Linked DNA regions of Homo sapiens: region 2 is linked to region 1. A link is a loop called in an ENCODE intact Hi-C map of the cell type or tissue named here. Cell type or tissue: HepG2. All regions are shown on one strand. Links, peaks and the distances in the headings refer to the core of each region. The heading gives the core; the rest is flanking DNA. Region 1 overlaps HDAC4 (histone deacetylase 4). Region 2 overlaps HDAC4 (histone deacetylase 4).

Evidence for each region. Hi-C counts contacts between places; a loop is a spot of excess contacts. Peaks named below come from ENCODE experiments on the same cell type or tissue, not always from the same donor. Only the 100,000 strongest peaks of a DNase experiment are listed, where the experiment ranks them.
Region 2: a loop joins it to region 1, with 7 times the contacts of the local background. A loop is called at or near these places in 38 of 110 quality-filtered maps.

The regions. Positions count from the first base shown.
Region 1 is chr2:239,033,218-239,048,178 of GRCh38, reverse strand. HDAC4 (histone deacetylase 4) reads left to right here. Exons shown (of 27, transcript NM_001378414.1): 27 at 1-11. Among named protein-coding and RNA genes, the nearest start is that of MIR4440, 28 kb to the left of the region's middle. RefSeq lists an enhancer at 11,681-12,300. In HepG2, for the core only: no CTCF peak of the experiment used is centred there; a DNase peak (open chromatin) is centred at 7,608; H3K4me3 peaks cover 648 bases; H3K27me3 peaks cover 770 bases.
Region 2 is chr2:239,093,593-239,107,794 of GRCh38, reverse strand. HDAC4 (histone deacetylase 4) reads left to right here. Exons shown (of 27, transcript NM_001378414.1): 16 at 4,899-5,019; 17 at 12,739-12,785. Among named protein-coding and RNA genes, the nearest start is that of MIR4441, 15 kb to the right of the region's middle. In HepG2, for the core only: a CTCF peak has its summit at 1,289 (motif pointing right); a DNase peak (open chromatin) is centred at 1,284.

The sequences.
Region 1 (14,961 bases), core at 6,531-9,030:
TTGCCCTCCCAGCTCTGGTTTCTGCCCGTGCGCTCTCTTCCTCATTGGCTCTCGCATGTCTGGGACCCTGTGGGCCGAATGGCCAGTGCCCTGGGTCCCATCCGGATGGCTGCATGGGAATCACTGGACCCCATGGGGACGGCCCCTAGACCCAGACCAGCGGCAGGCCCGTCCCCCTCTGCCTGCATAATCAGGTCCCATAGGAGTGTCTTCATTTTAAATGTCCAGTAATTTAAATCTTTACATTATCTTCTCCCCCAAAACACTTACCAAGCCATAGAGAGCTGGAAATAATCTTGGAGAGAACAAGGCCAAAGAGAGAGGCCCAGGGCCCAGGCTTAGCCACCTGCCCACAGCCGGGCAAACACACCTCTGAGACTGGAGTCCAAACACCAGCCACAGCTCCTGACCCTCAGCAGCGCCCCTTCCCAGGCTCCCGCATCCAGTGACTAATCAGTTGGGTGCCGGGCAGCGTAAGCACCAGGCCACCTTGGCCCAACTTAGGACAACTCAAGGCCTGCTGGCTTCCCGGAAAGTGCCTGAGCCCCTCCCTAGGCTGACTGCCTTCCCTCCTCCCCTGTCACAGCTGCCAACCCAAGGACACCTCAACCACCTTGCACACTGAAGCCCACCCAGTCTGCATCCCAGAAACCCAGCCCACGGCACCCAGGTTGCCCTTGAGCCCCCGAAAGAGGCCTCTGGAGCAGAGGGCCCTGCTGGCCCCAAGGCATAGCCCTGTGGCAAGGGGGGCTCAGTCGGCCCCAGTATAAGAAGAGGTACTTGGAGCCTGAAGCCACTGAGGCTGGAGTGGTTTTGTTATTGTTACTGATTCAGTTGGCATGTTTACTGGTTATAGTATATTAGTTATCTATTGCTTGCAACAGATTCCCTCAAAACTTAGCAGCTTCAAATAGCAGACATTTATTACCTTGGAGTTTCTGAAGGTCCGGAGTCTGGGTGCATCTCAGCAGGGTCCCTGTCTCGTCTTCCCTGGGGGTCCAGTCAAATGCTCAGCCAGGGTTCCTCTGGGGGCCCAGCTGCTGGGGGACCAGGCTGGGGGTTGGCCTCCAGGCACATGCCTGTGGCTGTAGGTGGCCACCTTCCCTCGCCTGATGGGCCTCTCCACAGGGCCGCCTCGAGGCCTTGCCGTCAGCGTCTCCCACAGCACGTGATCTAGGAGCAAGTGGAGAATGCACCAGGAGACACAGCCAGTCTTTTTATAGCCTCATCTCCATGGGCATAGAAGCCAGTGCAGGAGGCCAGCCCACACTCACGGGAGAGGCTTCCTCTGCTCAAGGCCCAAGGACCCTCAGGCTCAGATCCTGCAGCGCCTCCCTGGGTTTGTCCATCTCATGTGCTAGAGTAGAAAGTTGGAAGCTGGTCTACTCCTCTAGCCCAAGAGATGAAGACATCATTGCTCCCCAATAAGCAGATGGAATGAAGGATTCCTGGGTTGTCTTCTCCGCCCATTTGTTCTCCGCCCATTTGTTTCATTACTGGGGCTGTGAACTAGAAAGCTTTAAAATCTATTTTGGGATGCTAATCCTTTATCCACCATAAATTTCTAGTATCTTCTGGTCTTTAGATTCTCCTCTGTCTCTGAAAAAGTCAGACACATACAAAAGGGGACTAGTTCTGAGGCCCTGTGTGCTCATCAACCTGCCTCAACAGCTGTAAACACTCCCAAATGTGTTTAGTCTACCCCCTCCTCACCACAAACAGGAGTGTTAGGAGGCAGAAGCAAATCCCAGACATCTTATCATTTCATCTGTAAATATCTCAGTAGATTTCTCTCAAAGATAGACTCTTTTCTTAGACAACACAGTATCTTATCATGCTGTCAAAGTGAGCAGTTTCGTATCATGATCAAATATTCAGCCAATGTTGAGATTTCCCCATTGTTTCAGATTGTCTTCAGGTTTTTTTTGTTGCTGTTTTGGTTTTTTTTGTTTTGTTTTGTTTTGGTTTGGTTTTTTTCTTGCAATGTATTTGCAGAAGAAATCCGGCCATTTATGCATTTGTACATCCGCTGTGTCCTAGCCCTTTCCTCTGACAAGTAAAGGAGGGACAGGAGGGTGGGCCTAGAGCACTGGCCAGTTCAGGCTCACACCCCTAGCAGGAGCCCCTCAGAGGTGGGGCCCACTCTTCTTCCACGAGGCCACTGGGCCCATTATTTCACTGGGGGTTTGAAGGCGGCAATGCTTTCTTGCCATCCCATTTTGACAAATGCAATACTTCAACGCGTTCACATTCACCACAAGCAAGCAACTGTTACCAAGTTTCTAGGCCCAACACCTTTGTTTAGAAAAAAGTAAACACGTAAAGGTTAGAATTACAGATTGAAAAGGGTTTCCACTCAGCGTCCCATTGATACGAGATCCTTTAGCCAATAATTTATGGATGGTATTATTATTATTATTATTATTTTAGACAGAGTCTCACCCTGTCGCCCAGGCTGGAGCGCAATGGCACAGTCTCGGCTCACTGCAACCTCCACCTCCTGGGTTCAAGTGATTCTCCTGCCTCAGCCTCCCGAGTAGCTGGGACTACAGGCGCACGCCACCATGCTCGGCTTTTTTGTATTTTTAGTAGAGATGGTGTTTCACCATGTTGGCCAGGCTGGTCTCAAACTCCTGATCTCAGGTGATCTGCCCATCTTGGCCCCCCAAAGTGCTGGGATTACAGGCATGAGCCACTGCACCCAGCCAAGGATGGTAATATTATATGGTACTATATATATATGAGACTTTAATATAAATATATACTATACTTATACTATATATATGAGACTTGAATAATATATGAGACTTGAAGGTTTATTTTTAAATGCACTCAAAATTTCTATTTAAAAGGAACTCTCTGGCCAATTAAACTTGTTGATTTGATTTCAAATGCAAGAACATTTCTCTGATAGTGATGGAAAATAAATTCATATGAAAATGTGGGAAAAAAGAAGTGTGGCATTGTAATTCGTGCAAGTCTTGGGATTTATGTACAAAAACTAAAATGCTGCGGTGTTCTCAGTTTCTTAAAAGTTTTTGTCTGATATCTGAGTGTACAAAAAAATGGAAATTCGGGTTTGCAAGTAAATCGTGCTATAATTTCAACACATGCTGTCTTTTACATCAGATTCTCAGGAAGCGCAGGTCATAATGCAGCTTGGGAGGACCCAGGAAGTGGTTCCACTTAAACTTCTGGGGTGCAGTTGTAGGGAGTTGTATGTCCCTGACACACTCTTAGTTTCAATCTGGATGCAGCTGCTCTTTGAAGTCACACTGAGTCCCTAATATGTACTTGGGGCCTCAGACTAATGTGTTACAGTGTTGAAGTTATTAGTAAAGCCCCTTTGGAAAGTAAACAACTCCCAGTAATGGGCAGTTAGATATATGACAAAATGACAGATGATGGCAAAGCTAATGTCTGCGTGGGTGACACACATCTACCGAGCCAACCACAGATATTCGCAGGGCCAGGGGCCAGGGTTCAAGTGGAGACCGCCATATGCCCAAGTATGTGGACACAGATCAAGCTCCAAAAGTGTTATGCAGAAATGTGGGCTCCTCACCACCTTGACAAATCCACCTCCCTAAAGACGCAGGAGGCCAGGCTGGAGCCGCGGCTCTCAGCCTCCCAGGGGCCCTCGGCAGCCTCTGCCACCGCCTCTCTCTTCCTACTCCTGCTGGGGGGACCACAGCCCACCCCCTGCCTAGCTGCTTCTCGGGCCTTCTCACCTGGCACCAGAACCCAGAATGGCTCCTTAAGGGTTCTCCCCAGATGCTGCACATAGCATTTCTGCTTAAGACCCCCTGGGGCTTGTGGCCACAGCAGCTGCAAGCAAGGCCAGGATGTGCAGTCTTCCACAGGTGCCCACCTGTCCAAGTGGAGACAGCAGCTCTGCTGTTACAGAAGAAAGGGAGGGTGGGTACTGAGAGACACCAGAGTCTCTGCCACAGAACCAAGAACACCTGCAAACCTTACCAACACATGAGGAACCACTGTACCCAGGTACCTCACAACCCCCAGGGCCTTCCTATGAGGTCCACACTCTACCTGAAAGACATCTGTGCCAGTGGGAAGGCGGAGGGTCAGGGATGGTGCTGCCTGGACTCTCTGGGTAGGCACAGCCAACTAATGATACCAGCAAGGGTGGCCGGCCCTTACAACCACATTCTAGCCAATCGGAGGTTCTCTTCTTTCCTAGAAGCAATCGTGGGAGCCTTCCCCAGAGAAGAAGGTGGTACACACAGGTCCAAGGTGAGTATCATGACCAGAAGGAAGTCACCAAACGATGCCAGACCAGGAGCTGGCACTGTGCTGTCTGGCTAGTGAATTACTGGAGGACTAAGGATAAAATTTACACAGGTACCAGGAGAATTCTACAAGTAATGGCTGCGTGCACAGCTGCGAAGCTGATGAGATGCTGTTCAAGCGGAATCACTAGAAATACAAAAAGACATTTCGAAGAGATGTTAGGCCAGGCGCATACAGGAGCATACAGCAGAAATAAAAAATAATCACACGGATGAACATCGTGGATTCTCCTACAAGCTCCAGGTGGGAAGGGCTGCTGAAGAGGGAACGGATGAAGCGTCACAGTGGGCAGCTCTCTAAGCGGCGCCTCTCTAACTTGGTCCCAGCTGGCAGCGACTTGGCAGGAGCCACCAGGTGTGCCGTGCAATGGAGAGCTGGCCAGCCAAACCCAGAGGCCCTCATGCCTCTTTAGAAAGGCAAGAAGAAACTGCAGATATTCCGTATGAGTCCGTTCTCACACTGCTATAAAGAAATACCTGAGACTGGGCAACTGATAAAGAGAAGATGTTTAATTGGTTTACAGTTCCCCAGGCTGTACAGGAAGCATGAGGCTGGCATCTGTTCGGCCTCCGGGGAGGCCTCAGGAAACGTCCAGTTATGGCAGAAGGGGAAGCAGGTACGTCTTCCATGGCTGGAGCAGGAGCAAGAGATGGGAAAGGGGCCACACACTTTGAAACAGCCAGATCCATGAGAGCTCATTCATTCACTCCACAGTACCGAGCGGGGATGGAGCTAAGCCATTCACGGAACTCGGCCCCCGTGATCTGATCACCTCCCACCAGGTCCCAGCTCCAACACTGGAGATGACAATTCAATGTGAGATTTGGCAGGGGCACAGACGCAAACCATATTCTATTCACAAACCAGTTACCAGGAAATTCATTCTAAATCTAGACTTCCTCTGTATTGTACCATCACAAAACCGAGTTTTAGTCAAAGCCAAGTTTGGTGGGCAGGTGGAGGAGGTTCCCATGATACTAGGAAGTTTGTTCCAGTAGTCCCAAGAACCATGCAAATCAAAAAAGCTGCGACAGGAAAATAGGTTTGTTATATCGTCTGTTTTAGGAAGACGTGTCTTCATGCAAAGTGTAAGCTCTGCGTGCACTGGAGGGTGGCTCCCCACTGCCAGTGACAGTCATGAAGAAGGAACATACGATTCGGGGCTAACAAACTCCTCACATCCAAACAGCAAGGCACACTGATTTTGAAAAGGAACATGGCCAAAGGCATTCTTTTGCCATGAAAAGTGTATTTCCAAGGAAAATGAGGGGCCCATTCGATTCTCTTTAAAGCACACACAGAAGTTGACTTTGTAAACAGATTTGAGCCCCTACACCTGCAACCTGTTTGAGTGAGAACGTCCTCATGAGCCTGTCGGCTTCCTACTATCCCACCCAGACAGCTTTCAGGAAAATGTTTAAAATCAAGATTGATGGAGTGATTAAAATGGGATGTATTTTTTTCTAGCAGAGAGCACCCTCCGGAATCACTACACCCGGAGATGAGAGGCTAGTGACAGACCCAACACAGGGCCCATATGGTGACAGTGGCAGTCTTGCCACTACCTTCGGTGAGTGCTCACGTGTGGGGCCTGGCGTCGACATGACTCAAATGTAAACCTTCCCAGGTTGCCATGACACTGGTGGGAGTGGGTGCCCTGAGGCTGGTGGAGGCGGGGAGGGTGGTTGACTTAACATTGATAAATGTGACTAAATAGAAATGTGAAAACTTCTAGGGCGATTTAATAACCCCAGTCTCAATGAATGGAACGTACCAAACCAAGACAGCCAGGGCCAGTGTTGACAATCTGTGCAATGATCGTAGAAATTTTTTAAAAACCATGGACAAATCCCAAAAGATGAGACACAACTGTGTGATAAACATACAGAAAACTAACAAGCTTTGTCTGTAGTTCTTAAAATTACAAGTAGCCGGGTACAGTGGCTCACGCCTATAATCCAGTACTTTGGGAGGCCAAACCGGGAGGATTGCTTCAGTCCAGGAGTTCAAGACCATCCTGGGCAACATGGTGACACTCTTACAAAAAATTTTTTTAAAAAATGAGCCGGGCATGGTGGTGCACACCCGTGGTCCCAGCTACTCAGGAGACTGAGGTGGGAGGATCGCTTGAGCCCAGAAAGTCGAGGCTTCAGTGAGCTGTGATCATGCCACTGCACTCCAGCCTGGGTGACAGAGTGAGACCCTGTCTCAAAAAATAAACAAAATAAAAATTGCAAGCAAAAGTAAAAGAGAAAAACGATTTGGGGCCTGTATATATTTCAACAATCTATCCCGTTAAATGCTGGGGAGGGTGTGTGGACACGAACGGCCCTCAGCACCATGGCTGGGGGACCGTCACCACGAGAGGCTGCAGAGCCCTTCAGAGCCTTGCAAACGGCTGTGCCCGGACCTGATTACACTTCTGGGCACCTGTGCCCAGGACACAAACCTAGTTACGGAAAACCTCTTGTGTCCAAAGACGCTCATTTCAGCATTATTGAATGAACAACTGGAAACACCTGGGAATATTTAACAGCTGGGAACTGGATGGTACTTAGGTGCTGGGTGAGTGGGCAGCGTCTGCGGCGGGCGACTGACCAAGGCCGCCCTGGGAGGCGAGACTCACAGAGGGCCGGCCACCCGTGGACCCTGCCTGTGTTAAGACAGTGTGAGGGAAAAGCAAACAAAAACCCAGCCATGCCTTCCGAGGAGTCTGCGGGGACAGGGGCTGAAATTTTCGAGCATCCTCTTCCAGATCTAGACTGTGGATCCCTAGGTTTCCCCTTTTCTGACGTCAGGAGTACACACCACCCTTAATTCATGGTATTCACATTCCTGAGAATCGACTTTAAAGCTGCCCTCCCTGCCTCGGCCACAGAACACGGTTTCCTCAAGGAATCAATAGCTGCCCCAAAGAAAAAGGTAAAATGCAGGGACAGTATTTTCTAGCACATTCCTCTGAGCTCCCTCACCCCCCATCCCAAAGGACATCCGGTCCCCATTCCCCCATGTGCAGAACACACCCAGAGGAGGCCTTGGCCTTAGTCAGGTGGGCAAAGCATCTCTCTCCCTGGGGGCTGTGTCTGTCTGGCCAGGCCGGCCAGGGCAGCCCTTGCCACCAGAGAGTCAGTAAAGCCACTTGGAGCCTCCAGTCATTTACAGTAAGAATGCCAGGCCCCAGGCATGAGGGTGACGCGGGCTGAACCACCTCACCTGACCTGCCACTCTTCCAGATGGGACTGTCCTGAGAATGGCATCAGGCAATGAGTATAAAGGCACTAAGTTCAGTTTCTGGCCACAAATGGCTATTGTCACTGTTGTTATGGACGCCACAATGCGTGCTTTGTTCTACAAAGTCCTTGTTTGGAAGATAGTTAACAGCAGTCTTAGGGGAGCCCCCGGGGGCCACTGAGATGCACCCCCAGCGCCCCTGCCAGACTGAGGCCACTTTCTACTTCCCAGCTCAGCCTCGGACTCAGCCTCCACCCCTTTCCAGAAACCACCCTCAGCTGGAGAGAGAGGGGTGCCTTCGGGGTAGCCCACACTTTAGGAGCAGTCCACGTGGGATTACAGAGGCCAGGCCCTCACTGTCATGCAGGGCAGGGCTGAGTCCATGGGGCCGGCTGAGGCCTCTGTTGAGACCGTGTCACGGCTCAGCACCTCCCTCTGCCCGGCTCTGCCACCTCCCTTCCTTCGCATGGGAGGAGCTCACCGGCACCCCCAGCGAACCCGGGGTCTCAGAGCCGCCTGCTGGAAGACCAAAACTGCACCATGAGAGAGGGGAGCAGAGGACACCCCCGTCCTTTTGGTGCCACAAATTCTAAGATAAATTTTAGAAAGGTGAAAACATGAGAAGTGCACATCTTGGACAAAAGAGCAGAATTATGAGCTCTCAGCTCAGTCAAGCTTCTTCATTTGCAAGGACAGAAACCCCCTGTGGCTGGGACCAAGGAGGATGGGGCGTTGAAAGACTGGGCATCTTGTGTCACTCCGGGCTTCACCTCGCCCAGCTCCCCCTGCCTCTGCCAGCCCTCCCAACTCCTCTGCCCTGGGCTCCTGCATTCCCCTACAGATCCTGGCAGAAACGGTCTCCCACACCCATATGCCCACTGCCACCGAACTGAGAGTCCTGCCTCGCGCCTTCTGCCCTCAAAAGAGAATCCGACTGGCATCTGTTCAGCTCTCCTCAGCCCACGCAGACACAGAACACATGCTTCACACAAGTGGGCCCACGGCTGTCTTGGAGACCAGCATCACGCTGACCGCCAGCATGGGAAAGCCAGCTCCATCCTGCCGGCTGGGCTCCTTGAAGGCACAAACCAGTTCCTGCCTCCAGGCCTTTGCACAGGCTGTTCCCCCGCCTGGAATACCTTTCCCCACCTGGTGACCTCCCCTTCATCCTGTGAGCCTGAAGGTCAGTGGGGCCTCCCTTCTAAGCCTCCCTCCCCCAGACACTCATCTCCCATCAGCAGCATACGGGGAGGAGGAGGAAAGGCTTCCTCCGCCTCAAGAGACACAGAGGTGGCCGGGGAGGCCTGGCCTGTCTGCAGAGTCTCAGCACAGCATGTGCCTCCTCCAGACAGTGACCTACAGCCTGAGTCCCGCCCTCCGTTTTCCTCTGCAAGCTGCATGCCAGCCTCTCTCAGGGTAGACTTGAGTATGGACGTTCATGAGGCCTCATGGCCAGTTCACTTCTCAGTAGGGGGAGATCAGCTATGGGTCCAGAAGGCTCCATTACCCTGAGGACCAGAGGTGGCTCCCAGTGCTCTGAGTCTGTAAGGGAGTAACCGGGAGGGTGATGGATGGGCAGGTACTTCAAGGCCTGAGGCTGAGCCTGATGGTCCCCGAAGTTAGCAACATCCTTGTCCTGCCAAGGCCTCTTCCTGGGCTGAGCCGGGGGTGGGCACTGCCACCGTGTGTCCGGAGCCCCCTCTCCTTCCTGCCAACCAGCCCCTTCTCACTGAGAAGGGCAGTAGTGGGCTGAATGGCAGCCTCCGTCCAAAAGCTGTGTTCACATCCTACCCTGGGAACCCGGTAAGTGGATTGATTCGGGAAAGCACCTGTGCAGAGGTAGTTATAGGTGAAGGCCTCTCCAGATGGGCTCAGCCTGAGTTTTCCAGGGGGACCCTGAATCCAGTGGGAGGATCCTTACTGGGGACAGAAGAGGAGACACACGGAGAAGGGAAGGGGGCCTTGGGAGATGGAGGAGCCTGGGGGGGATGCTGCCATGTGCCGCAGAGTGCTCAGAGCCACAGACGCTGGGGGAGGCAGGAAGGCCTCCCCTAGAGCCTCTGTAGGGGTCATGGTCCCCCAGGCACTTGGACCCCAGCCTTCTGGCTTCTAGAACTGTGAGAGAACAGAGGCAGCCCCGGCCCGGCCAGCCGCCCCATCTGGGAGGTGGGGGGCAGCCCCCGCCTGGCCAGCCGCCCCGTCCGGGAGGTGTACCCAACAGCTCATTGAGAACGGGCCATGATGACGATGGCGGTTTTGTCAAATAGAAAAGGGGGAAATGTGGGGAAAAGAAAGAGAGATCAGATTGTTACTGTGTCCGTGTAGAAAGAAGTAGACATAGGAGACTCCATTTTGTTCTGTACTAAGAAAAATTCTTCTGCCTTGGGATGCTGTTAATCCATAACCTTACCCCCAACCCCGTGCTCTCTGAAACATGTGCTGTGTCCACTCAGGGTTAAATGGATTAAGGGCGGTGCAAGATGTGCTTTGTTAAACAGATGCTTGAAGGCAGCATGCTCCTTAAGAGTCATCGCCACTCCCTAATCTCAAGTACCCAGGGACACAAACACTGCGGAAGGCGGCAGGGACCTCTGCCTAGGAAATCCAGAGACCCTTGTTCACATGTTTATCTGCTGACCTTCCCTCCACTATTGTCCTATGACCCTGCCAAATCCCCCTCTCCAAGAAACACCCAAGAATGATCAATAAATACTAAAAAAATTAAAAGAACTGTGAGAGAACAGACTCACTATTTGAATCCCCCAATGCATGGTCCTGGGTGCCCGTGGGCTGGGCAGCCCGGGTGCAGTCTCATTGCTATTCAGGTGTGGGGCGAACGGAGCAGAACACTGGCCTTCAGAAGACAGTTCGTGGCCCACCGTTCCCAGGAGGAGGCGTAGCACACCGCACAGTAGGCCGGGGAACCCCGGGCGGTCAGAGGCCGAAGGAGTGAGCGAGAGACATGGGAAGAGCCATTCTTGGTGGTCCACTCTGGAGAGGCAGGATCAGCAGACCCCGGGGGCAGGGTCTGCTCCACGTTGTCAGAGCCTGGCCCGGGCTGATTAGGACAGGGGGTGATTAGGTCCTGAAGGGAGAGTCGGAGAGAGGAGGCGGCTGGGGGTCTGGATGGCTTTGCACACGCACCACGGGAGAGTGGGAGAGAGGGGTGGCTGGGGGTCTGGATGGCTTGCACACACACCACGCACATGCTCCGAGGGAATTATTTTCTATCCCTAGGAATCCGCCAGCCCTGGAGAGGCACCTCCTCCAGTCAGTGAGACCCCGGATGCCAGGGCAGCACAAATGCAGCGAACAGGAAAGACAGAGAACCCACACGGCCTAGGCGAGCACCCCAGAGGGCACCCTCCACCTGCCGGCAGACGGCCCATCACACCAGGGGCTCTGCATCTGGGGTGCCCCAACAGTCTGTGGGGGCTTCAGAGCTCTGGGACCCCCTGAACACTGTGTGCAAAGTTCTCTAGGGGGAGGGCCTGTGTGTGCAAAGTTCTCTAGGGGGAGGGCATGGGGTCTTCATCTGATCCCAAGGAGGTCAGCTCCCCGCGTCTCGGGATGATTCTGAAGCCCTCAGCCCATCCTCGATGTCCTGAGCCCCCTGCTCGGCCCTCAGTGGGGCTGGCTGTTCTGCTGCTGCTACTCCATTGGTTTTTCCTTCTCTCCTGCAGGGCACCTCGGTTCAGGGACAGGTCTTGTTACCTGGGGCGGTAGGAGGTGCTCACAGAGTGTTTGGGGTACTCCCGAGGTCAGGGCTGAGCTACCAAGGTCAACACAGAAGAACAAGTGCAGGGTCTTGGATAGACCCTACCCAGCCTGGGAAGGCCCCGTGCTGCTGCTTCAGGGACGACGCTCTGCCCTGTGCCAAACCTGCAGTCGGGACTGTGCCCAGCAGCCCAGCCTGGGAGACTGATGGGTGAGGAGGCAGGGTCCTCCTGCCGGCCTTGGAGTGCAAAGGCAAGAGGGAAGCCAAGGAGAAAGCCCCCCAGAGGAGGGCTGGGCACCCTCCCCGGGCCTGCGTGCCAGACGCACCAGGCAGGAAGCAGGAGGGGGCGGGGCAGAGCAGGGCAGGGCAAGAGCAGGTTGGAGACTCCTGAGCAGCCTGGCCTGAGTCCCTGGATCCTTCCTGTGGCTGCGCTGTTTTCCCCTGTCCCCACTGTGGTGCCTGTGAGCCTCTGCTGTGGGTCGCAGCAGGAAAACCCTCTTCCCCCAGCCCGCTGGGCCCAGGCGGAGCTGGGACTGCAGATTCACCAAGGATGCCTGCGTGACCCTGTCCAGAGATTCTTTCCCGCCAAAAGCCAGCTGCATCCCACCCATCACCACAGGGACAGTGACGCCTGGCCAGGCAGGGGCATTCAGGTAGTGGCACTCTGCCCTCTTGCACCTCTGAAATGTTCGGGCTGCTTGGCAAAGGAGCTAAGAAGACTTAACGTGGCACACACTGCACGTTTCACAACTGAGTGACTGGGAGCCCCTGACCCCTGGCTGCCTCTCACCTGGGGACCCCACCTCCCCTGACCCCTGGCTGCCTCCCCCTGGGGACCCCACCTCCCCTGAACCCTCACTCCTGACCCCTGGCTGCCTCTCCCCTGGGGACCCCACCTCCCCTGACCCCTGACCCCTGGCTGCCTCTCCCCTGGGGACCCCACCTCCCCTGACCCCTGACCCTAACCCCTGGCTGCCTCCCCTGGGGTTTTGGCATCACTGGCACCTAGCCCCTCTGCTAATCTCTGCCCCCACCCAAGGCCCCTCCCACAGCTGGCCTGGGGAACTGAGTTGCTCATTAGGCCTGGTGGAGATTAATGTCATCAACTCCAGGCGATTTTCGCTGTCATTAACGGTGTCCAGTCCCCTCCAGCAGGAGGGAGGACGCGCCCACTGAGGCCGACTCTGGAGGCCTCCGAAGGCCGCGGTGCCCACGCGTGGAACGCCCTCCAGGCCTCGCTGCAAGGAGGTAGAGTGGCAGGGCTGCACGCACCTGACTCCAGGCTGGCCCAGTTTAGGAGACTTGGCCCACGGGGGAGCCCGCAGGAGAGCGGGGCTGCTAGGCTAGGGGGTGGGCGCGCCTGGCGGGGACCCCCACCTGCCCCGCCCCACCCCACCCTACCCGGCTGCTCCCACACCCAGGCCCCGCTGGGGAGGCTCGTGGACTCCATCGCCACCTGGTGGTGCTGCCTGGAACCGCGGCCTCATCCGGAGGCCCCACCCCACCCAGTGCCCGCCAGCCCTGGTCCCAAACCCTGACCCCAGCCAATGATGGAGGTGACAGTGGTGCGGCCTGCAGAAGCCAGGCGCCTCAAACCATTCCCCAATATTCTGGGGAGACACAAAACTGACAAAGTGAGACTCCCCCCACCCCCCTGGGAAGCGCAGGGCACTTTGGTGGACCTCCTCTGCGGTCTCCTCTGCCAGAGGATCCCAGGGCACAGTCCACCACTGCCCCATGGAGCAGCCCGTTGCTTTCTGGGCGGTGAGGACCCGGGACGTCCTGCCTCGTGCTGGGCCGGGATGGCTGCTCTGCACCCGCAGCTCCCACGTGGCCCTAAACACCTGCTTCACTCCTCACTGTCTACATGGGCTGCCAGGCACTGCCAGCCTCTCCAGGGGCTTTCATGGTGGGGACAGAGAACAGACATACAATGGCGTATGTCAGGATGCTGGGAGATGCGCCAACTAGGAAGGTAGGGCAGGGAGGTTGGGGGTGACGGAGGGGCAGGGCAGGGGGTGACAGGTAGGTGGGCCAGGGAGAGCAGGGAAGGGTTGCTGGGGACATGCCAGATGGTGCAGAGGAGGCAGGAGGCTGGGGGGTGGGGAGCAGGGCAGGAGGGCCTTGGCTTTGGACAGGATGAGCCGAGTTCTCTGTTAGTTTATTTAGAACCTTGGATAGTTGAGCCTAGAGCTTGAGAAATAGAAGCCTGGCTGGAAATAGAATCCTGAGCCTGTCAGCAGTTAGGTGGCATTTATGGCCACAACATGGAGCAAAATAACGAGGGAGCGAAATAACAAAGAAGAGAAGAAACACCGAGCCCCAGAAAAAGAGGCTGGAGAGAAGAGGAACCGGCAGAGGAGGCCAGGCAGGGTGAGCAGTGTGTGGGGCTGGGGAAACCCAGAGTGGGGGGCTCCAGCGATCAAGGGGTCAGCAGAGGGGAAGGTGCCATCCATGGACCGAGGAACAGCCGGGAGATTGAGCACCATGAGCACACAGCCCCCAACACCCCAGCTCCTCCGTGCTGCACACACACCCTCCTGGCACACCTGGGCACCCGCCAACCTGGTGTTCCACCGTAAGCACAGCACTGGGAACCAGATCCAACCATCAGGATGTGGTTCCCCCAGAGCGATGGGCAGGCCTCACTGGTCAGGACTTCGCGTCTGTTTCACCCTCATGATTGTCGTAAGACCTGCTGTTTACTGGGGCTTTACGATTTCCTGGAACTATGCCACATATTTACATATTGACTCCATCCAAACTGACAGCAGCCTGCCTGGAGAAGTAGGTGTTACTCTTTATGGAAGAATAAACTGAGGCTCCTAGAGGTCCAGAAACTTGACCAAGTTTCAGCAACTGGTTTTCAGTAGGAGCGCCACCATTGGTGCCAGGGCTGCCTCCTGATTCCAAAGCCCCAGGTAGGTACCCGCCAGGTGGCCTCCAGCCCCAGCCATATTTCCATTTGCATATTTGCACCTCATTAGCAACTTCTTTTGAGCTAGAAGACCTGAAAAATGCTCAGGACATTTTCAATTAATAAGTACTTCAAATGGAATTACAGAACTTTAGGTCACTGGTGCCTCCCAAATAGGGATGCTCAGCCAATCTGTGTGGTGTTGAAGAGCCTGGGGCAGGAACATAACCAACAGGTATTTACTGTTCTGGGCGTGTCCACGTGTTCTTCTGCAACCGCAGGTTCTATTGTCTAAACTCCCTGTAGTGAGTTGAGGGGTGCCCCCCAAAAAGATAGGTCCATGTTCTATAGTCTCTGGAACTTGTGAATGTGTCTCTGTAGATGTTAAGCTCAAGATTTTTTTTTCTTTTAGAGGGAGTCTCACTCTGTCACCCAGGCTGGAGTGCAGTGGTGTGAACTTGGCTTACTGCAACCTCCACCTCCCAGGTTCAAGCAATTCTCCTACCTCAGCCTCCTGAGTAGCTGGGACCACAGGCGTGTGCCACCATGCCCAGCTACTTTTTGTATTTTTAGTAGAGACAGGGTTTCATTATGTTGGCAGGGCTGGTCTTGAACTCCTGACCTCAGGTGATCCACCAGCCTCAGCCTCCCAAAGTGCTGGGATTACAGGCATGAGCCACCATGCCCGGCCCTGGTTATTATTTTTGTAAATACAATAAAGTATTTTGAGAAAATATTGGCAAAAAAAGTGAATAAATGTTAACAGTTGAATATTCTTAGTGGT
Region 2 (14,202 bases), core at 52-2,551, 66 kb before region 1:
GTTTCGCTCCCACCTCCCACCTAGCAGGCTCTTCTCAAGGTCCAGGGCTGTTGCTTTCTGCCTCCGGGTCACTTCCCCAAGGAAACCAGTTCCCACCATGCTCCCCCAGGGCTGCCAGGAAGGAGCCACGGGGAGATCCGATTATATCTCAGATCAGGCCTGTTGGCTTTTTGTTAAAATAATTTTCTCTTTTTTTAAGATTTTGAAAAGCTTCTTCGAGAACACAGGGAGACCTCAGGCCCTTGGGGCCCTCCTCAGAGTTAAGGTGCTGGCGAGGCAGTGGGTCGTGAAGGGAATGGAGCTGCAGGCAGGGCCCTGGCCTGGTTTGAATTCAGCTCCCTTATGTGGCTGAGTCACACGAGGAGGCTTCGGGGATGCTGCAGCTCTGGCTGTGCCTCAGTTTCCCTGGCCGCCAGGCGATGGCAGCGGCCTCACTTGTTCTCATACAAGGAGGGCCCGGCCCCGCCTCCTGATAGGAACCAGAGCCCTGCCCCGAATCTGGCTGCAGTGGACTCCCAGGCCCAAGGAGGCAAGAAGGATCAGCCGATTAACACCTGAGGGCAGGACGGGGGCCGCACTTTGGTGAGGCTGTCCCAGCTGGTGCTCTTCACCCTGGAGGCAGCTGTCACAGGGGATCTTGAGCTCTTGACAGGGAGGAGGGTGTGGCCAGGCCCTGCTGATAGCGAGGGCAGGAAGAGAAGAGACTCCCGTCTGGGAGCTGGTGACCTTGGACAAATTTCCATTTCTTTGTCTGTAGAGAGGGGCTGGCAACACTGTGCAGGGTCGCACAAGGCCCCACCCATGCCAGGGCCCACCAGTAGAGACCTGCTATGTCCACTCCCCACACCAGGAATCCCACCATCCTACAGATAGCGCACAGGGTGGACAGGAACATCCACACCCACCCCTCCAACAGTCCTGGACACCCGACAGCCCAGGGCCCAAGTGGCTGTGGCAGAGATGAGTGAGCACGTGGAGCTGGCGTGGCACGGAGGGCCTCTGGTCTCCTGGCTTAGTTTCTGCAGGGTCCCGCCCTGCAGGTTCGCCTGCCCTCCTTTAGAAGCTGGGATATTTGTGAACTTTTAATCTGTGCCTCATCTTACCCCCCGTTTCCTTTACCAGTTTTATTGGTGATACATAATTTTCAGGGGGGAATTCTCTAAAAGTCAGGCCCAGGACCCTCTCCTGCAGTGCCCTCTGGGAGGAGGGAGGAGGAAGGCGGGGAGGAGCCACTGTAGAGGCTCTTGGCACCTGCTTCAGGGATCTGGTCAGGACGGCTGTGCCACTGGAGGGCAGCATTGCCCAGCAGACACTGGCTGCAGGAAACTCCTTCCCCACGTCCCTTCCCTCCACAGGACCAGACAGCTGTCCTGCTGCCCCTTCTGGGGACTGCCCAAGGCCTCCTGAGGCTTCCAGAGCTCCATAACCTGCTTCCTTGTCCCTCCCCTACATGTGCCCCCACCCCCAGGAGGTTCCGCTGAGGCCAGGGGATTGGGAGAGGGTCTCTCAGCCAGAAAAGCAAAGCAAATGCAAGCAAGGGAGGGAGGAGTGAGAAAGCAAAGACCCTGGAAGAAACAGCCCGCTCCTCCGCCCGCCCTCAGCTCCTCCGCCCGCCCTCGGCTCCTCTGCCTGTCCTCAGCACCATGGGTGAAGGTGCCAGCCACGACTGGGCCAGGGGCTGGCAGAGGGTCCCCAGGTGTTGGGGCTGTGGGACAAGACCTGAGCCTGGCAGGATCTCAGGGAGAGGAGAGCTGGAGAAAGACAGGTGGCTGGGAGACAGCCACAGAGGCGGTGGAGGCCATACTCCCTGGACAGCAGTGCCTTGCTCCCACACGTGGGGCAGCTCTCCAGTGCGGGTGCCCCTCCAGGTTCAGAGCGAGCAGTGTGCTAACTCAGCCCAGGGGGACGTGACGTCACCCACCAGACTTCCAGTGCCAGCCTGCCAGGGGTCACTGGCCTCCTGAGATGGCCGAGCAGAGGGGCCATGGGTACGGGGCATGGTTAGAGTGGGTACCCGATAGGAGAAGATGGGGTGGATGGGGCTGTGACTTCCCCAGTCCGCGGACCACTTGGAGGCCACAGCAAGACCGAAGCCCAGGCCCGAGGGCAGGGCCTCAGAGTCAGCACCCCTTCTCTGGGTAGACGACTGCCTGGAGGCCTGGGGGGTGAGGCCCTCCCCTCACACTGCTGAGTTGGCTTCGCGTGGTGAGGAAGGATGAGAGTGGGCTGGGAGATACTTTCTGCAAGCTTGGGACCCTGTCGATACTGGCAGGCCGGCCCAGCAAGACGTGGCTCCCAGTGCAGCTGTCTCGCTCCCTGCCTCACTCCAGAGCAGGCCTTGGGAAGCTGCCTCACACGTTCTGAGCAGTCGGGGGTCCTCTGAGTATAGCCATGTGTGTGTGCGGGCCCCGCCCTCCTGCAGAGGCTTCCCGGGAGCCAGAACAGCTCCTGGCCAATTTGCTTGCCCAGCTTGGTTTGTCCTGCCTCCAGGCACGGTGTCCAGGAAGGAGAGGAGAAGTGGGTGGGCTGGAAGTCAGATGCCACAGAGACCAGGGCCACCACTGGGATTTGCACCCTGCCCCAAGCCTGTGTTTGCTGTAAGGAGCAAAGACTCCTTCTGTCTTATCCTAGGAATTAAAGGGAGACAGAAATAACGAGGTCAGCCTCCCAAGAAAGCAGGAAGGGGCCACCATCACCACCGCTCCCAGAGTGGCTCTGGAAAAGCCTCTCAGGTGCTCAGTCTGAGCCGTCACAATATTGCACGCTACAGCCTGAGCCATCGCGGTGTCCCGCACGCACAGCCCGAGCCCTTGCGGTGTCGCGCACCTGCAGCCCCAGCCGTCGCGGTGTCGCAGAGCTTTTGGGGCTTTGATCCTGTGTCTTTTCTGTGTCCATTTCATGTGTTTGTAAGGAGAGGGTTTTTCTACTTTTCTTCTTTGCCTTATTCTAACATCAACTTTAATTTGTGAATTTCATTTGTGGTCTAACGTCAGATCTCTCTTTCTGCAATTCAGTCTCTTATCCAGTGGGTCGCTTTTGAGTGGGGAGGACACACATGGCTACCCTGCCGTTCTTTCACCCAAAGTCCACACTACATGACCTGCCTCTTGGCACCGCAGGGCACAGCCTGTGGTCCCCTACGGGGACCTTCCCAAGCGTGGGCTGCCTAGGCCCGTCTGTCCAGAGGGAACTTGGCCCTGGCCACAGCTGCCTGTGCCTGTACACACATGTGGGCTTCCTGAAGTCATTAGAAATGAGAAGCCCTGGCCAGGTGCGGTGGCTCACTCCTGTAATACCAGCACTTTGGGAGGCCGTGGCGGGTGGATCACATGAGGTCAGGAGTTCAAGACCAGCCTGGAACAACATGGCAAAACTCCATGTCTGATAAAAATACAAAAATTAGCCAGGTGTGATGGTGGGCACCTATAATCCCAGCTACTCAGGAGGCTGAGGCAGGAGAATCACTTGAACCCGGGAGATGGAGGTTACAGTGAGCCAAGATTGCGCCATTGCACTCCAGCCTGGGCAACGAGCGAAACTCCGTTTCAAAAAAAATAAAATAAAATAAATTAGAAGCCCCCGCAGCCGCCCAGGGCCCCAACTGCACCCTGACCCCTACCCAGAGAGTACGTCCCTCCTGCCTGGCTTTCCAGGGACATGTGACTTATGTCCCCAAAGTAGAAGCAGCACTAGGTTATGTGGATGGGACCATAGAGTCGTTTTTTACCACCGGAAGCCGTGTCACATCTTTTCTTTGTTAAACAAGAGACCTTCATAGAGGAAGCCCGGTTTTGTGGAATTGTTGTTCATGAGAAGAGAACCCGCAGAGCATCCGTCCCTGCCCAGCGCACCTGCCCTCTGGAGGTCTCTCCCCTGTGGGCGGGGACTGAGTTCTTGGCTCCGCCCCTTCTTCCTCCACCCTGCATGGACAGGACCCCCAGGTGCAATGCGTCCTGCAGGAAGGCTGTGTGCTACGGCTCCTGGTGGTCTGAGAGGAGCCCCAGGTGCTGGGCTGGCATAGAGAGCCCTCGAGCTTCGCCCACCACAGGTCTCACATACAGGGTGGACACCGAGGCCTGCAGGAGCTCAGCGGATGCTGGGGCAGGGCTGCAGTCGGGAGGGAGAGAGCAGATCCTGCTCAGGCCTGGGGGAAGCAGGTAACAGCCACAACCGGGGCCACCTGAGTGGCGTCTGACTCATCCTGTGGTGGCCTAACCCTCTGAGAGCCATTTCCATGTGAAATGTTAACTCGAATCTCATGTCCAAAGCCATCGTCCCCTTTAAAAGGCTAAATAAATGTAGCTCAACTAAAGAACACTAATTTTCCTGTGAATTTCTGGAGAAAATCTGAATTAGCCCAGGGATCTCAATCTGAAGAATTTCCAAACCTCAGAGAGACGCAGCCGGATGCCAGCTAGCCATCCAGGACAGATGCCAGACCCTGGCAGCTGTGGCCCCGGGCGGTCCAAGGAAGGCTGCTTCATCCTGGGGCTCAGAGACTCCGGGAGCGCGGCTGGGGTTTCCCTTGAACGTGAGGGAGCTCAGCAGCTCACCTCTATTTTAAGACCAGACCCTGGCAGCTGGAAAGCAAAGTAATAATTTGATGCCAAGTCATTCGTGCGACAGTGAAGGGTAATGCATTGAAGGCTGGAATTATCTTTTAAAGTGTTTTTTCAAAGCTATAATTAAGTGTAAGCCCTCTAAAATATTTCTTAAATATTTTAAAATATCACGTTGGGTGATGTTGCTTCTTCTTTTGCAGTAACCAAATAACATGCTTGTTTTTGTATCAAATTAAGTTTCCTTTTGGGCAATGGTTTCAGTTGGAGTTTCTGTCTGTGGAGCTGAAGCAGCAGCTTCTGCAGAACGTGTGAGTGTCCTCTCGCCTGTCCCCACAGTGCATCCGCGGACGCAAGGCCACCCTGGAGGAGCTACAGACGGTGCACTCGGAAGCCCACACCCTCCTGTATGGCACGAACCCCCTCAACCGGCAGAAACTGGACAGTAAGAAACTTCTAGGTATTTCAGGACCTTCCTTTCCTCCCATATTGGGTTTGAAGTCCCCTGAGGTTGTGTTTCCAGCTCTCAACCCCTTGTGTCTGGGGCACCTGTGGGTGTCGCCTGCCAGGTTATAAGGTAAAGGGCCTGAAAGGGAACCTTTCACCCTCTGTTCACAAGCCACTGGTTGTTGATGAACGTGCCAGGTAGCAGGTGTGTTTGTGTAAAAACTGGGCTGAGAACCGTTGGTTTAGAAGCATCTTGAATCAGAGTTTAGGTTTGAGAGGCTGATTAGGAACACAGCCAGCATGCTGCCCGCCCTGCCCTGCAGGGAGCCTGAAGTTGTTTTGAGCTCCGCTTTAAGGCCCATCAGAGCAAGACCAGGAGGAGGCCTAGGGAGTGTCCACTGCTTAGGGGTGAAAGGCTGCTGGTGTCTTGGCTCTGGCTGAAAGCACCTGCACAGGTGGTGGAGGGGAATTTTAGCCTCATGGAGAGAACTTTCTAATGGGCATCCTCTGCCCGGGGAGCTGGTGAGAGGCTTTCCACAGGGATCTTCAGCAGAGGCAGGTGAACTCCCAGCCAGCTCCATGGGGCTTCCAGTGTTCCCAGGCCACAGAACCCAGACGTGGGGCCGGGGGCTTCCAGGGCGCAGAACCCAGACCCCGGGCCGGGGGCTTCCAGGGCACAGAACGTGGACCCCGGGCCGGGGGCTTCCAGGGCACAGAACGTGGACCCGGGGCCGGGGGCTTCCAGGGCACAGAACGTGGACCCGGGGCCGGGGGCTTCCAGGGCACAGAACGTGGACCCAGGGCTGGGGGCTCCCAGGACACAGAACCCAGACCCTGGGCGGGGAGCGTCCAGGGCACAGAACACAGACCCGGGGCCGGGGGCTCCCAGGGCACAGAACCCAGACCCGGGGCCGGGGGTGTCCAGGGCACAGAACCCGGACCCGGGGCCGGGGGCTCCCAGGACACAGAACCCAGACCCAGGGTCGGGGGCTTCCAGGGCACAGAACCCAGACCGAGGGCCAGGGGATCCCAGGGCACAGAACACGGACCTGGGGATGGGGGATCCCAGGGCTCCCTTTGTTCCTCGATAACGTCTTTCCCTGCCTCCCAGCCACCCTGAACCAGGACAGTCACTGCCCACTGGTTTTCTTCCCCATCTTCTGTGCCTTTGCCCTGGGAAGAGCATATTGGCTCTTCCCTGAGCAGGACCCTAGGAAGGCAGAGAGGGAGAACTAGGAACCATGAACGCAGGGGTTGCAGGGGCAAGGAGAGGGTGGGCCGTGCCTGGCTCGTTGACTGCATTTGGCAGGGCACACGTTGCAGGAGGTGTCCTCCGTGCCAGGCCTGTGCCCGGCAGACTCAGCCTCACAGAGACCTGCACTCCTAGTCCTTCATGCGTTCACTCACTCACTCGCTCACGCCTTCATCCACTCGCCGAGGGCACCTTCTGTACTGGATGCCCTGTAGGTACAGACGGGGTCACAGACCATGGAGCCAGTAGGGCTGTGAGGACACGCATGGGCTCTGGCCTGGGGTGGCGGTCACGCTGCTTCCGGAGTCCCCCCTGCCCTGTGGTATGGAGGCTTCTAAAAGGACAGAAGCCTCAAGTTTGGGGAAAGTGAGAAGGGAGTGAACAGCAGTAGGAAGCAGGTGGGCCGGGGTGTGGCTGAGCAGGTTCACGAGGTGGATCCTGAGCTAGTGCCGGGGACAAGGGCCACCGACCCACCCCACAGACTCCGACAGCTCAGGCTCAGCAACTGCAGAGGCTATGGACTCAGGGAGGCACTCAGTCAAGGGCCTGGGCCAAAGCTGGTGGAAAGGCCTCTGGGCCCCGACTCCCTACACAGCGGCTTCGCCTGCTGCTGCTCTAGAAGGGGTACAGCACCCTTCCACCGTCCCTCTGGAAGGGACGGTGGAAGACAGGGGCTTCCTGGACTGGAGACAGCTGCTCTAGATGAGGGCATGGATGCCAAGCCCCTACCCCTCCCCACTGGGCTGCCAGCATGCTGACCTTTACCGTCCAAGCAGACAGGAGACCCCTCTGTGGATTTGACCAGCCCCAAAGAAGCTGACATCAGGGGTTCCCAACAAATAGCCCCTGAGATCCCTTATGCTGGCACTCACGGCTAATCACCCCCTGTGGGCCCAGAGCTTCCACCCAGCCGTTGGCACTTCCCCCTTAGGAGCGGACAACCAAGGAGGACCCAGGGCCCGAGGAACGGCTGGACAGGGACCTGGAGCTGGAGCCACACAGGGGAAGGAGGCTGGGGGCAGACAGTGTGAGGCACTAACCCAGCTGCCATTAGCACCCTCAGAGAGGATGCCACATCCACGTAACGTGGACAAGTTCAGTGGAAAAGGGGAAAGCACAGAACGTTCAGAGAAGACAAAAATTAAACACCTGACCGCAGAAAAAGAAAATCCTCCTCAGACTGGAAGATACGGTGATGTCATCTCCCAGAAACTGGAGCAAAACGTGACAGCTCTGGGAAACTGGGAAGTGAGATGATGGAGAAGAAGGCCAAAGCTCACTGCAGTGTGCAGGGTCCAAACAGCAGGAGTTCCCAGGGAAGGCAGAGGCCAGGAGGAGGTGTCTGGAATTCAGAAGGCCCCAGGCCAAAGGCAGAGTCTCTGGGCTGCAGGGACCCACCAGGGGTAAGAAAGACCCTCTTAGGGAGAAACAGCAGAGCCTCAGAATGCAGGGACAGGTGAGAGCCAGGGCACCTGCAGACTCCATGGGGCCTGCGGCCATGCCAGTTTTAAGGGCGCCTCATTGCCCTCCTGAAGTTTGTGTCCCGCCAAACTGCCGGGTGAGTAGGAAGGTGGCACAGAGGCATTCCAGGCATGCAAGGGCCAGAGCTTTCACCCTCCAGCTGTTCTTCCTCAGGAAGCCACCGGAGGACACGCTGTCCCAGGGCAAAAGAACATTGGGAGGCCCATCATGGAGGCCGGCCTCTACTGGGTGGTCTGTGAGAGGGTGGCGGCCAGGAAGTCTGAGATCGCCCTGCAGGGAGAAGCTGATGCAGCTACCCCTAGGAAGGGGGCACGCGCTCCTTGGGGAGAAGATGGCGCATGGATTGTGGAGTACCTAGCGGAGGCGGGGAGCACCGCTGGGGCTGGGGAAGGGAGCCCTAGAGGGCAAGGGCGGCAGAGAGGGCAGGCGGCTTTCTGTCCGGGAGCTGGGTGGACAAAGGCCATGCATCGAGGCACTGAGGCTAGAGTGTGCTGTCCCTCAGGATTCTCCAGTCCTTACCAGGAAACGTCACTGCCTCCCCATGTAACACCTCAGCTTCTGGCCGGGTTCTCCAGCATGGGAGGGGCTGCCTGTGGGCCCCATGAGGGGACAAGATCTTTGCCTCGATGTCACCGGGGCTGCCACAGCAGGGGCTTCAGCAGGCGTGGGAGTTGCTGAGCAGCCTCAAAGCATCAGCTCATCAGGCCGTGTCCTGCACACACGCAGTTCTGTGCGCCCACCTCCACGCCTTTCAGAATGGCGGCTGCTCCTGACACCTTCATCCATTTTCAAAGGACCGGCTGTTGGTCCATCCCCTACCACCTTCAGTCTTTCAAACCTGTGGAATTCAGTGGGCGGAGGATGGAGGCAGGACCAGCTCCACCAGCAGAAGGATGAAGGCAGGCTTAGCTCCACCACCTTGCTTAGGTTTCTAAGCTAGTTTCAAACAAAGTTTAAGAGAGATGATCAAAAAGGAAGACCCCTTTCTTGTTTTTGGTTTCTTTATTGAAGTGTCTCTGCAGCATCCCTTTGCACCATTCCTGTTCTCCGAAGGCAACCATTCTAGTCAGTTTCTTTTGTTTACAGGAAGGTTGATCATTCTATTTCTTGTTCTTTCCTGGAAAGCTTTGTGCTTTAAAATCTGTTCACATTCCTGTGAGGATGCCTCTCCCATTACCTTCTCACAACTCAAGATCGATTTTTGAATTTCCGACAATTGTCCTAACCCAGAAACTTCATTATCATCAGTCTAAGTATTTCAGACATGGTAATAGCTGATGATTATCTTGAGTTTTGTGAACATAACCCTAATGAGGTGTTTAAACACTACTGTGTGATTTTTTTTCTTTCCTCTTTTAATGGAATCCACAAGCCGCTAAGCCGTGTGCAAGGGCCTTCATATTTCCTTTCTGATGTGGTGAGATGCCACACATAAGGCGTGGCTGAATTGGCTCGTGGGCCTGAGGCAGGCTGGCCGCTGCCCTAGGCGTCACTGAAAGTCACGTGGCTCATCTGCTCATGTCAGCTGGCAGGGTGCTGCATCCGGGCAGAGCTGGGCCCCTGGCGAGTGGGTGCCGGTGATGCTCAGGGTAGGGTGCGGCAGGAAAATGACTTGGCACAGCGAGGGCCTCCTCCCAGCCAGGGAGCAGGAGCAGCAGCGAGAGGATGGCTGGAGCCGAGCCTTCCCTGCCCCAGGCACAGAACGCCTGTCTGCCAGCCCGCGGCAAACAGACAAGTAGTAAGGCTGGTCGTTTGCAGAGCTTCAGGCCCTGTCACCAGGCTGGAACGTTTCGTGGCCTGGGCTTGGTGATTGTGGCTCCAAACCACAGGAGGCCGCTGGGCTCCTCACAACTGTCACCAAAACTCTGCCTATAACTCCATTCCTATACGCATGCATTTGGATGCATAATCGTGTACTTTTTCTTTGTTGTTTTGGTCTTTGCTAGATAATGAGCAAACTCAAAACAGTCGGATGACTTGTGGTTTTAATGTAGACATGGTTGGCTATGATTTCAAAGAGATTCAGTCTCTTGCAGATACCTGGACACGTGTGTCTACTGTGAATTCATATAGCTGAGCGCGTGCATTATTTGGAAAACGAGCTCCCTAGTTTCTGGCAGTGTCTTTCCCGTGCGTTGGAGTAGTCAGTGATGGAAGGACGTGGCCCACGGAGCCACTCCCAGCCCCAGCTACTCAGCCACTCACCAAGGCCATGACCGCCCTTCCAAGGCAGCACCCGCCCACTGTGGTGAGGTTGGCATTAGGTGACCCCACTACAGACGACGGGCAGCAAGCAGGACAGCAGGTGGCTTGGCACCTTGGCACCCACGCCCTCCTCCTTTTTCAGTCTCGTTCCACCTGCGCACTAGCTCTCTTGCCCACCACATCCCGCCAGCTCCTGCCCAGCCCCAGCACCTCCCAAAGGGGTCCGGCGTGCAGGCCGCTTCCCCGCATGGTCAGCCCCACGTCCACTACTTGCTGTCACCAAGGCACAGAGGAGAGCAGGGCCAACATGCCTGCGGGGATGAGGGCTGACCACCATGAGGTTCAGGCGAGAAGTGTTAGCTGATGTTGTCCCATGTGCCACGCTGACATGTGGACACGGGAACCAGGGTCAGGAGCCACGACTCCAGGCAGTGGCGGGTCCGTGAGCCATGGACACGGAGGAAGTAGGCCCAGGACAGCGCCCAGGAAGGGGAGGCATGCTGGTGCTGCTGCCCTCAGTGGGCGTGAGGGCCAGGACCCAGAGGCCGAGGCATGCCTGCTGAGCGCTGCAGGGAGAGCCAGGGCCGACTGAAGCCCCTGCTGGCTCAATGCCTTGTACAGCCCAGGCAGGGAGGAGGGACAAGGCGGGCACAGACCCTGCCCTTGGAGCCAGGCCAGGTGGAGAGGAGCGCGGGCTCCCTCCGACACAGGCTGGCTCCTCCGAGCACGTAGGCCTTTGTCTGGAAAACGTCACAGCATCTGCATGGCGCCTGCGCCCCTCAGCTGGCCGGGCCCTCCTAGCAGATGGGGGCCGGGCCTATCCTCCCTTTGCCTGGGGGGCCTGGGAGCCCCTGAGCCCCTTCTGAAAGTGGCTGCAGCTGCTGCCCCCTGCCTCCTGCCTCCTGCCCTGCTCCCTGTTGGCATGGCAGCTCCCCAGCCCCGGGCCGTGGACGTGGCCATTCTACAAGCCTCCGGCCTTGATGCAGATCTGTGACCTCCACAGAGTGAGAAGAGCCTGAGTCAGCTCTGTGCATCGGGCCTCACACTAGGGCCTGGCTGTGGCTGTCTGTGGGACATGTGGGTGTCTGTGGGGGGTGCTGGTGTCCGTGTGGATGTCCGTGGGGGGTGCTGGTGTCCGTGGGGTGGGGTGGGTGTCTGTGGGGGGTGCTGGCGTCCATGGGGGGGGTGGGCATCAGTGGGGGATGCTGGCATCCATGGGAGGTGCTGGCATCCGTGGGGGGTGCAGGTGTTCGTGGGGGGTGCAGGTGTTCGTGGGGGGTGTAGGCGTCTGTGGGGGGCGTGGGCATCCGTGGGGGGTACTGGCGTCCATGGGGGGTGTGGGTGTCCATGGGGGCGGGGCGGGGGGCGGGCATCCATGGGGAGGGTGCAGTCATCCGTGGTGGGGTGATGGGGGTGCAGTCGTCCGTGGTGGGGTGATGGTGCAGGCGTCTGTGGGGAGGTTGCAGGTGTCGGGGGGGGTTGCAGGCATCTGTCGGTGGGGTGTGGGCGTCCGTAGGGGGTGCGGGCATCCGTGGGCTAAGGCAAGCAGGCCTCTGTTTAGCTTCTCGTCTGTGCCAGCCACTCTCCTGCAGCTTGGGGCCATCGCAGTTGCTCTTCCCAGCCAGGCACGCTGTTCCCTGAGGAAGGGTTCCTCTCGTGCTAACCGGGCCGGCAAGCCCTCCAGGCAAGAGGCAGACAGGCCCTAATGGACCTATGGCCAACTCCTTCCTATGGCCCCCGGCAGCCAGCCCTAGGAGCGTGGACCAGAGCACACAGAGTGGAGGCTACTGTTCTGGAGCAGGCTGAGAATGGGAGAGGAGCCCCACAGCGGGGGGTACAGCCCAGCTGAGGCCAGAAAGTGGGGTCCCACGTTGGATAAAGGAGCCTGTTACATCAAGCCAGTCTCCCTGGAGCATGTGAGATGTCACTCCAGCTCCAGCCCAGGAAGGGGCCGGGGGCTGCGGAGAGTGAGGGATTGGGGCCCAGGCAGCCGCTAGGAATGGTAGGTCCCGCCCCTGGTTAGTGGGGGTCTCTTGTCCTCCACAGATGGGTTTTAAGCTGGTGACGTGCATTCAGCCAGCACTGGGTCAAACAGGAAAAAGACAGCACCCCTGTCCTGGGAGCACTTTCACTGCCGGAGCAGGCGCGGGTGCCAGAGCAGTGGGGTGGGGGTTTCGAGGGCCCCGATTTCCATGGGAGGAGGCCTGGCGTGCAGCTGCAGCGTCCTTGGAGCCCTCAGTCAGCTGTACACGCTCCGCCTGTGTCGCAGGGAGGGGCTGTCGCTGCATACATTCCCGAGGATCTCAGGGTCTAAGAGGCCTCAGGACCCATGTTTAATCCCGGGACTTGCCCCTTGTTTGCCATGGGAGGGGGCTGCTAGACAAGCCCTAGGAGCTCACTGAGGAGCCAGGCTCGGGGTCCTGGAGCAGGATTTGCTGTTAGATACAGCCCCTCAGGGGCACGGGCTGCAGGCAGACGCCCACCAGGGGTACCTCGTGCTCCCCAGTGGCTTGGTGCCTCTCCTGGGCCCCTGACAGGCTGATGCCACAACAATTTGAGGTGTCCCCACCAGGGTCTGTGACCCAGCTCAGCCCTCACAGGAGTCAAGGCACCTCTAAGGGCCAGACACTGACCCTGCAGCAGGGCCACAGGGTGTCACAAGGGGGAGCAGTGGCCCCTCGTTGTCCCACAAATGCCCAAGTGCCACTGAAGACCCCGGAGTGCGCCCAGGGCCTGTCGAGCACCTTGGCCGCGTGCCCTTGGCCTCTCTGACCGTCTCCCTCCCCCCCACAGGCTCGCTCGCCTCCGTGTTCGTCCGGCTCCCTTGCGGTGGTGTTGGGGTAAGTGTTCCTTTAATGTGTAAATAATGTCCTGTTTCTTCTCGAGTCCCAGTGGTCACAGAAATCGCAGCCTTGCTTCCCTCAAAGTGAATAATTGCTGCCAGGTGTTTTCCATACGCAGGGGCTGCCCATGTGCGGCTTCAAAGGCCGTGTGAGCCGAGAGCGTTTTGATCGCCGACTCGGGCACCTTTCTCTGGGGAAGGTTGTCTGGCGCAGGTGGCTGGGGCTCTGGGGTGCAGTGGCTCTCGCTTTAAGAAACAGGATCCTGTATGCAGCCAGCATCTCATCCCCTTCGAAGTCTGTGGCAGTAATCTGCTCACATCAGGCCACGAGTATGGTGCGGGTAGGATGCGTGCTTCTGTATTCTGTACCTAGTTTCCACCCGAAGCTACAGGTGGGGCTCCCAGTGCAGTGACCGTGATACTCATGGGCCACGTGGAGTCTGTAGGGCTACTCGCTGGGCTGTGCTGGCTTCTGTGAGCTGATGATATGGACCTGGCCTGGGCATATGAATCACTGGTCTGTGCCAGCTTCTACGAACTGATGATATGGACCTGGCCTGGGCATATGAATCACTGGGCTGTGCTGGCTTCTACGAGCTGATGATATGGACCTGGCCTGGGCGCATAAGTTCACAAGGACTTTCCAGTCTGGGCATCTGCCCATCCGTCCACACAGGAAGGGTCAGGTCTTGCAATCAAACTTCTCAATAACAAAAGAGTTCTCCCCTGGCCCCTGACCTCCTTGATGCAGCCTGGGCAGGGGTGGCAATAGCGAGGGCGGCCATGAGAAGCTGAGGCGGAGCGTCCGAGCAGATCCGGGCCATCATGGTCCTGCAGTGCCGCGAATCACCACAGACGGTTACAGGCAGGGAGGACGGGAGCCGGTGGACAGCAGGAGCCGCTGCAGCCGAAACGGTGCAGTGTGTGTGTAATCACTGATCGCAGGGTGAAGCTCAAGGTCTGGATTCTGTTATGGAAATGAAACAAAATTGTTTTCTTCCTGAGTTTTTATAAAAATCACTGCTTTGAAAATTATCCCGTCAGAAAGAGAATAAACGGCATTTATTCATACCACCACCAAGCCCTCCTAGAGTTATTTTATTTTGTATTGTAAATAGGCTGCAATCTCTTAATTTGGGGCATGTTTTTGGCCAGACTTGAAAAGGATTGAATTTGCACTGCCCTGCAGCCAGCACGCCTGTGCAAGGCAGAATTTATCATTTGCAAATGAAAGCTAAGTGCAGACTCAGAGCTGAGGGGGTGAGCCCAGCAGCCCCTCCCAAGTGTTAAATCCAGATCTGAGGCACAGCAGATGAGAGCTGCACCCTCACGTCTGGGTGTGCAGATGCTGATGGAAAAGCTCCCCACGTGGACGCGGGCAGAGAGGGTAGCCTGTTGGCATGGGCAGGGAACAG